Regions from separate parts of the Homo sapiens genome. Here region 1 is linked to region 2. Evidence: chromatin contacts called from ENCODE Hi-C or POLR2A ChIA-PET data. All regions are on one chromosome and are shown on one strand. The core of a region is the stretch at or near the end of the contact, and the rest is flanking DNA. Distances in the headings are between cores, read along the strand shown.

Region 1 (4,562 bases), core at 855-3,354, 40 kb before region 2:
GGGCCCATTGTTTATTATGAAGGAAAACCTCAAAGCCAAAGTCAATTATAGCCATGACTTTCAATCTGACACACTTGTTAACCCTGTTAGAATGAATATGGCCCAGATGAACTCTGACACAGTCATCACAATTGCAGAATTATTAAGATTAAATAAAAGCCTTGACCAAAAAATTCCACTTGAAATGATTCCTTTTTTTGGTGAAGAGCTAATCGAAGTTGTTGTTTTTTTGTTTGTTTTTTTTTTTTTTAAATATTAGGCACACTAGGCAACAAGATGTTTCTAGATAAAGCATTTTCTATTTTCTTCAGGAAATGAACATATAATATTTTAGAAAATAAACACATCTCAGGCTCATAAATAGGGTATACTGACTCATTATGCTATGTGTGAGAGTTCAAAGACTGTGAAGATGGAAAAAAGAACATACATGAGACCTACGGAAACTGTGAAAATAGGAAACAAAGAAAGAGACAGGAAAAGAGAAACAGAATTCTACAAAATTGCCATTAGCTACCTTATCACCAAATGGATAAACAAGTTACAAAGACAAAATCTTTGAAGAACACACAGGCTTGAGACAGCCCAGGTATCACCAAAGCACTCTCTTAATAAGTTCCCATTTATAAGATATATAACTGTGTGCCACAATTTCTATTAAAAAACATGCACGAAAGCTTGGCATTGGTGTAGCCCTGCCCAACTTCATGGATCAGGAAAACAGCCTCAGTGAAGGTAACTCGCCAGGGGGTGGCGGAGCTGAAGCTAAATCTCAGGACTTCTGATTCTTAGTCCAGTGTTCCCTCTGTTACACCATGCTGGCTCATACAATGATCTTTTAGCTTTACTATTACTCAAGTTTTCTAATAACTACTACCAGTTGCTTTATGATGAAAAGCAGTACACTGTACTTAGTTACAGTTATAGGCTTGATTCTGAAGCCAGAATGCTTGCATTCAAATCCCAGTTTTGCCACCTGCTACCTCTGTGGCTTTGGTCAAATTATAAGCCTCAATCTCCTTATCGGTAAAATGGGGACAATAATAACACTTGCCTCACAGGGCTGCTGTGAGGATTAAATTAATAATATATATAAAGTTTTAAAACAAGCCTGGCATAGTATAAGTAAAATAAAAGTATCATTATTATTATATACCTTGCTTTGGATATCAGGTGTTCCTCACTTCATATAATAGATGTATTTCCCAAAAGCAGTATGTAGAATATATTTGGTAAATTAATTTTTATGTTAAACACAATATAGCAGCTTGCTACTTTTTAAAGGAAATAATTTTATTAAGCAAATAATATTTCTTCACTATGAATTTCTATAATTGAAATAATCTAGTCAGTAAATTTGAATTTTCTTAAGGGAGAATAATTTGTTGCTTGTTTTCATAATTACTTTTGTACTATTAAAGAATAATTTGTTGCTTGTTTTCATAATTACTTTTGTACTATTACAGAATAATTTGTTGTTTTCCATAATTACTTTTTACTATTACCAAACATAAGTGTGCAAAACAATCACCCAGGGCACCTCTTAATATTCAGATTCCCACCCCTAATCCCACAAAGCCCCCTTGAGTTGGTTTAGGATGGAGTCCAGAAATCTGCATTTTTAAACAACCCCCCCACCGCAAAAAAAAAAGAAAAAAAAAAAAAACTACATACACCGCTCTGATGCAGGCAGTTCACAAAACCACTTTCAGAAACATTGGCTTCTACACAGGAATACAGTGGAGAGTGACAATTAGTCACCTAAATATAACTCTGGAAAAAATATATTTTCTCTCTGTGCATTTATGATTCTTCCTGACACAAATAACACATAAACCTTCACTTGCTCACAGAGTGGCTTCTTTAAATATTGCCTACAACTCAACATGACTTTAAATGGATCCTTTATAGGTGGGAATGATATTTTAACACATACATACACACATATTCATATATCCAATATCAGACAAGATATGCACACTGAAAATTAAGTTGACCGAACCAGCAAATAATGGCAGCCTATCTGGCAAGAAAAGTGACGTGGTTGACAGAGCTGTCATTCTGTCAGGCTGCTGGCCAGGGTCCAGGCTCCCACACACATCTATCCTTGTCTGATGTGTAAGCTAATAGCTTTCTGGATCTACATCCTGCCCATTCCCCAGCCAGCTCCTTTTCTCTCCCTCCAGCAGCATCTTCTTACAAGAAACTGAAACTGAATCTGCCTATGTGTAGCTGAACAAGAGTCCTCTGTGATCCTGCTGTGTTTGAAAATTTTCATGGCTGTTACATTGCTAGGGCCAGGAATGAAACTTAAATAATCTATAAATGTAAACTCTTTAAAGACTCTTTGTTATCATCACCAGTGGATATTGGTGAGTGTATGTCATGTGTAGGCAGGCACATTTGTGGAATGTCTAATTGTGCTTTTCTGTGATAAAGCGAGATATGGTAAATAAATCTTCATTTCATCACTGACAGAAGTCAATTGCAGTGAAGAAAAAAAACCAACCAGACACACATTCTCAATTACAGTGACCTTTACGAAAAGATCCTTTTAAATATTAGCTTCCTTTCAAATACTTTGCTACTTGGCAGTAAACAGTATACTCTAGCAGGTGAACACAGGAGAAATAGCACTGCAATCCTAGCTAACAAATTACATGCCACAGACAGACAGTGCCATGAACTTAGTATGCAACAAATGCAAGGTGACGAAATTGGGTGGAAGCAAAGAGATGATAGCAAAATGCAGCGGCAGAAAGGTGTGTATCAGGAAGAGAGTGCAGTCCTCTGCAAAGCTCATTAGGTTAGGGATCAAGAGAACTAATGTCTAGTTCTAGTTTCAGTCATTGTTAATTGCAGATCTCTAAGCTACAGCCTCCTCACATGTAAAGTGAGGATATGACAATGCCTGATCTACCTACCTTGCAAGAGCTGCTATTATGCTAGCACGAATTCATTTGTAAACATAACTGAATCATCTCTAATGCAGAAAAATATCTTTAGATATTTTGAAAGTGAACAAAAACACTTTCAGCTGCAATTAATTCTTATTTAAAGAAAGTTGAAAATCTGAATGAATGACTGTCCAAGAAAATATTAATTACCAAGCAGCCTCAGAAGAGTCAGAAAACTCAGAATAGACTATTTGCCAGGAGGGGATGGAAAAGAGAGAAAAATTAAGGAATTACTACTCACCCTCCACTCCACAAAAGCTTTCACATTTTACAGGTGAATTCTATCAAATCTTTATAAAATGGATAAGTTCAAATGTATTCAAAACAGTTTGAGGGTACATATAGAAAAGAAAAATACACAAAATTTTTAGGAAGCCAGTCTAACACCTTAGAAAGAATAAACTACAATCATATAACGGTCGTATCAAAGATGCCAGGATGGCTCGGTGTTAGGAAATCTAGTAATATAATTCATCCCATTCATAGATCGAAGTAGAAAAATTCCATGATCACTTTCATAGAGATGAAGGAATTCAGTAAAGGCCTCTTGTGTTCGCTGCATGGGATGCTCTTCCCCTAGGTATTTGCATGGCTCACTCCCTCATTTCACTCAGGTCAAAGGTAACTTTTGTAGACGTTCTTCCCTGACCACTGTATCTAAAATAGCGCCTTTTCTCCGCCTGATTACTCTATGTCCCCCTTTTATCCCTCTTTTATCTATGTCCCCCTTTTATCTTTTTATAAAAGGGATATATCCCTCTTTTAGTTTTCTTCTTAGCATTATTACCATTTAATATTTATATATTTATTTAGTGTCTGTCTCTACTAGCATATAAGCTCCATAAAATGGCTGTACCCCTACAACTTAGAACAGTATCTAACACATAGTTGGTGTTCAGTAAATCTCTTTTGCATGAATAAATAAAGAATTGGATTCTTAACATCTTGTGTGTTTTCAAACATTATCACATTTTATGTGGAAATACCATTAGATTGAATAATATAAAACTGCTGATATTTGATTTTTTCACCTACAAAAAGGAAAATTTTGTAAGGTTTAACGTAATAGAATCATTCCTTTTAAAGTTCAAATTGAAAAAAGGATGTGCACTATCACTGATGGTTATTTTAAATTGTTCTGGCAGCAGTCAGTGCAATCAGATAAAAAGAAATAGTAGGTATAAAAATTGGAAAGGAGGAGGTACACTTACTACTTGCATATAATTTTATACCTATACACCCCAAGCTAAGTGAATAAAAATTATTTAAAATATATATAAGAAAACACAATAAACAGCTGGATACAAAACTAATATATATAAATAACACACATATATGTAGCTGCACAGTATTTCCATACACAAATAAGTTATAAATTTAGTGTAAGAAAAGACTCTACTTACAACAGCACAAAAAGATAAAGTAAGTAAAAATAAACTTAAAAGGAAATATGACAGGTCTATGTGAAGAAAACTTAAAAGTACTACTGAGGGATATAGTGATGTTGACTAGAAAGACAACTCTGTTCTCGGTTTGAAAGAACTAATATTATAAATTCTATCTAAATTAATATATACATATAACTCAAGTCTGCATCATTAATTT
Region 2 (4,607 bases), core at 894-3,393:
CACCTAGCATAATGTTAGCTCATAGTAGATGCTCAATATACAGTAGTCGAGTGACTGAATGAATAGCTAAATATAGCACTGTTAGATTCACCTGCCTAAAGGCCCTCTGTAGCATAGTTCCCATCTACTTAACCATGCTATTAGTATTTCTTTTCCTTATGTGATATTTAAGACCCTCTGTAACATGGCTCCAAACTACTTACCATGCTATTTCTTTTCTCTCCCCACAAATAGGTCTGTAGGAAAATCTTCAGCTATGTCCCATACTCTCCCATAATGCTGCCTTCACTATTCTCCATCTCCTTCTACCAATACACAACCTATCTATGTGATAAAGATTTAGCAAAAAAATTAGGAAGCTATATCCAACCATACAAATGTGGATAAGTAAACTTACAATATGATCATATAGAACTGTTTTTAAAAATCTCATCTAGATATAGACTTTTTTAAAAAAACTAAATTGGGTTAGTATTTGAACTGGCAGAGAAAAAAAAGCAATGGTCAAGCAACAAATAGAAGACTTTGAAGTACCAGACACAGAATTATAAAATGGTATAGAAAGAATATAGGTGATCATCTATAAACTTCCCAAGGCAGAAGCAAGGATCATTTGTGGAGGCTTCAAACTCTTATGGAATTTGAATCTAAATGAAAAACTTAGGCCAAAAAAAAGTAAATATTTAAACATTTTACTTGGTAATTTTTAATACAAACAATGTTGCAAAGTTAGAAATGTATTTTAATGAAGAAATCAGACTGGCAAAGGTGCATTAACAAAAATCAAAGCAAGCTTTACTAAGCACTAGGATATTATTGTCATATTTGTTAAAGATGATTATTTTATATAGAGAAATACATCAAAAAGAAAGCTTTTAACCTACCTCCACGAGAGGCAAGGACATTACCATCATAGGAAAAAGTCACGCAAGAAGTGTCTGTGCCCGAGTCATGAGCCTGTTTATAGTGGAACTTAGGATGAACCTATTCACAAAGACAAACAAAGTGTTAATATCTCACCTCAATTCAGAAGAGAACAGTTTTGTGGCAAGAACATTTCACTTTATTACGATGAAAATAATACACACCTATAAGCAAAGTACTAATTTCACATGATTATAATTTGCTTTCTAAAAAAAAGAAAAACCAAATGGCTTTTAAAAATATCCATTTGCTTTAATAAAGAACAGAGAAGGTAAGTCCTAGCAGGAGACATTTTTCCAGATTGCCCTAGCAAGCTCTATACAAGACAAGACTACAATAACTTCTTCTTATTTACTTCTTCATATTATGCTTATAAAGTTATTGGGACAATTTCCAGTATTTATCTGAAAGAGCAAATATAAATCAAAATTACAAATGAGCACATTATTTATTTACCCCAAAATATTTATTGTATTCCTAGGATATGCCATACACTCTGCACATGGTTGGAGGTCTTAATGTGCCTGTGGAATGAATAATGATAATAATAACAGCAGCTAACCCTTACACAACGCTTATCATATCCTAGGCACTATATGCTTTCCTATCTTGCCTATTTAGTCCTCACAATCACTCTGTAAGTTAGGTTCCATTATTATCATCTCCATTTTATAGTTTGAGAAACTGAGGTACAGAAACTTAAGGACCTTGTCCAAGGCCACACAGTTAGTAAGTAGTAGAGCTGGGGGTTTGAAACCAAAAAGACTATTCTTAAATACTTCATTATAATCCTTCTCTTACTGATTTATCTTAATAGTATTTTTGCTTCTAATGTTGCTTCTACACAGTTAAAGACTTGTAATTCTACACCAATCTTGCCACTCAGTTATGACTCAGTAACTGGCACAAGGTACTAGGAAGTCAATTACCTCAAAAAGTGTGGTCTATATGAACAAAGACATTTGGTCCATTAAAAACTTTCTCCCCTACATAGCTGTCATTAATAGAGTAACCTCTATAATAGGTGTGTGTGCACGCGCGTGTGTGTGTACCTGTGTACCCACACACACATGCCATGCTGGCTAATTACACAATGGTTCTGGGCCATTACCAACTTTCCTAGGGTAATTCCATAGCGAAAGACAGGGGCACTGCTGGTAATGACAGCATGTGAGTCCCTCCTGGGAGCCACAGGTATGGTAATGCAAGTGAGCTCATCTCCATTGCTCTTGTAGCAACCCTTATGAAGAATGAGTCACAAAACAGAGCTCATGTACTTTGCCCTCCAAATAATATCCCTGACACCCAATCCCTGGGCTTACACCTAAAAAAATCCAGTAATGAGTACACCACCTTACAAAAGCAGGCCAGTTCATTTAAATAATAATAATAATCTGTATATATTGAGTGAAAACTGGCTTCTCAGTTCTTCCTCTGGGTAACAGTCTTGGAATTTTATATTAGTTATCATGCTTCCATCTTTCATGGATACAAAGAATTCATTGATTCAACGGTTTTTTTATTGGATATCAACTGTATGTATGGCAGACACTCAGTTAAGCAGAGAAAACACAAATGTGCCCAGATAAACATAGCTTCTAAAAGACTTGGCAGTCCCCAGAAAGGATACAGATCAGCACACAGAGCGACAAGTGCTACAATGGGGAAATACAGAGTAATACGTGAGCACTGAGAAGGTCCTAACCCAAACTTGACAATGAGGGAGAAAAGAGGGGCAAAAATAAATCAGAGACCTAACAGATAAAGTAGAAGTTAGCAGTTGCAGGAGCAGGAGGTGAGGGCAAGAAAGAGTATTTCAGTCAGAGGGTACTGCACTGTGGTAAGCCGAATTTTTATCCTTGTGACCTCTGCCCCCTAGTGTGATGTCCATGAATACCTTATATGGTCAAAGGAACTTGGCAGGTGTAATTATGGTTACTAGTCAGCTGACCTTAAAATAGGGAGATTATCTTGGATTGCAGGTGGGGCTGAAGCAGTTGCATGAGCTACAGTGCCGACAAGAAAGTCACAGAAATGTGAGGGAAGAGGAACTCAGAGAAATTTGAGATATGAGAAGTGTTTCACATGTCACTATCGACTTAAAGATGAAGGGGGCCACATGTCAAGGAAACAGGGATCTGAGTCCTGCCAACAACCAATGAGCTTGAAAGAGGACCCTGAGCACATACCAAGGCAATACTCTGATTTTAGCCTGGTGAAACCCTGAGAAGAGAATCCAGCCACGCTGTGCCAGACTTCTTACCTATAGGAAATGTGAGAAACCAAAGGCATGGTGGGGAAATGATATGAACAGGCCCCAGATATCAAGGCTGTATAAGCCATGGGATATGGTTTGGATCTGTGTCCCCACCCAAATCTCATGTCAAATTCTAATTCACAATGTTGGAGGTGGGACTTGGTGGGAGGTGACTAGATCACAGAGGTGGCTTCTTATGAATGGTTTAGCACCAGTCCCTTTGGTACTGTCCTCATGATAGTGGGTGAGTTCTCATGAGATTTAAGTGTGTGGCACCTCCCTCCCCCTTCTCTTACTCCTGCTCCTGCCATGTGAGATATCTCACTCCCCCTTTGCCTTCTACCAAGACTGTAAGTTTCCTGAGGCATCCCCACAAGCCAACCAGATGCCAGCATCATGCTTCCTGTATAGCCTGCAGAACCATGAGCCAAATAAACCTCTTTTCTTTATAGATTATGCAGCCTCAAGTATTTCTTTCTAGCAATGGGAGAACAGACCAATATACCATGTTAAGGAGCTTAGATTTTATCCTGAAGGCAAAAGGGAGTTGCTAAAGGAGTTTAGGCAGAGGAGTAGCATGACTAAACTTGCTTTATTATTATTATTATTATTATTATACTTTAAGTTATAGGGTACATGTGCACAATATGCAGGTTTGATACATAGGTATACATGTGCCATGGTGGTTTGCTGCACCCATCAACTCATCATTTACATTAGGTATTTCTCCTAATGCTATCCCTCCCCCAGTCCCACACCCCCCAACAGGCCCCAGTGTGTGATGTTCCCCGCCCTGTGTCTACATGTTCTCATTGTTCGATTCCCACCTATGAGTGAGAACATGCAGTGTTTGGTTTTCTGTCCTTGTCATAGTTTGCTGAGAATGATGGTTTCCAACTTCATCCATGTCCCTGAAAGACATGAACTCATCCTTTTTTATGGCTGCATAGTATTCCATGGTGTATATGTGCCACATTTTCTTAATCCAGTCTACCATTGATGGACATTTGGATTGGTTCCAAGTCTTTGCTATTGTGAATAGTGCCGCAATTAACATACGTGAGCACGTGTCTCTATAGGAGCATAATATCTGATCCTTTGGGTATATACCCAGTAATGGGATGGCTGGGTCAAATGGTATTTCTAGTTCTAGGCCCTTGAGGAATCGCCACACTGTCTACCACAATGGTTAAACTAATTTAAACTCTCACCAACAGTGCAAAAGTGTTCCTATTTCTCCACATCCTCTCCAGCATCTGTTGTTTCCTGACTTTTTAATGATCGCCATTCTAACTGGTGTGAGATGGTATCTCACTGTGGTTTTGATTTGCATTTCTCTGATAATCAGTGACGATGAGCATTTTTTCATGTGTCTGATTGCTGCATAAATGTCTTCTTTTGAGGAGTGTCTGTTCATATCCACTGC

Evidence for each region. Hi-C counts contacts between places; a loop is a spot of excess contacts on that map. ChIA-PET counts read pairs that join two places held with the same protein, here RNA polymerase II (POLR2A). Pooled maps may share reads with other maps.
Region 1: POLR2A ChIA-PET joins it to region 2 with 11 read pairs in MCF 10A. The contact joins two enhancer-like sites. A Hi-C loop is called at or near these places in 1 of 168 maps with a recorded cell type or tissue (endothelial cell of umbilical vein) and 1 of 50 pooled maps. POLR2A ChIA-PET finds 5 or more read pairs at or near these places in 6 of 52 experiments (K562, MCF 10A, PC-9 and 3 more).

What each region holds. Positions count from the first base shown.
Region 1 is chr5:37,733,718-37,738,279 of GRCh38, reverse strand. All of the region lies in intron 17 of WDR70 (WD repeat domain 70), which reads right to left. Among named protein-coding and RNA genes, the nearest start is that of GDNF-AS1, 100 kb to the left of the region's middle. Within about 2 kb of position 2,104, at least 4 of the 41 ENCODE cell types and tissues checked have a DNase peak (open chromatin) inside an H3K27ac peak, as active enhancers do.
Region 2 is chr5:37,694,032-37,698,638 of GRCh38, reverse strand. WDR70 (WD repeat domain 70) reads right to left here. Exons shown (of 18, transcript NM_018034.4): 11 at 885-984. Among named protein-coding and RNA genes, the nearest start is that of GDNF-AS1, 140 kb to the left of the region's middle. Within about 2 kb of position 2,143, at least 5 of the 41 ENCODE cell types and tissues checked have a DNase peak (open chromatin) inside an H3K27ac peak, as active enhancers do.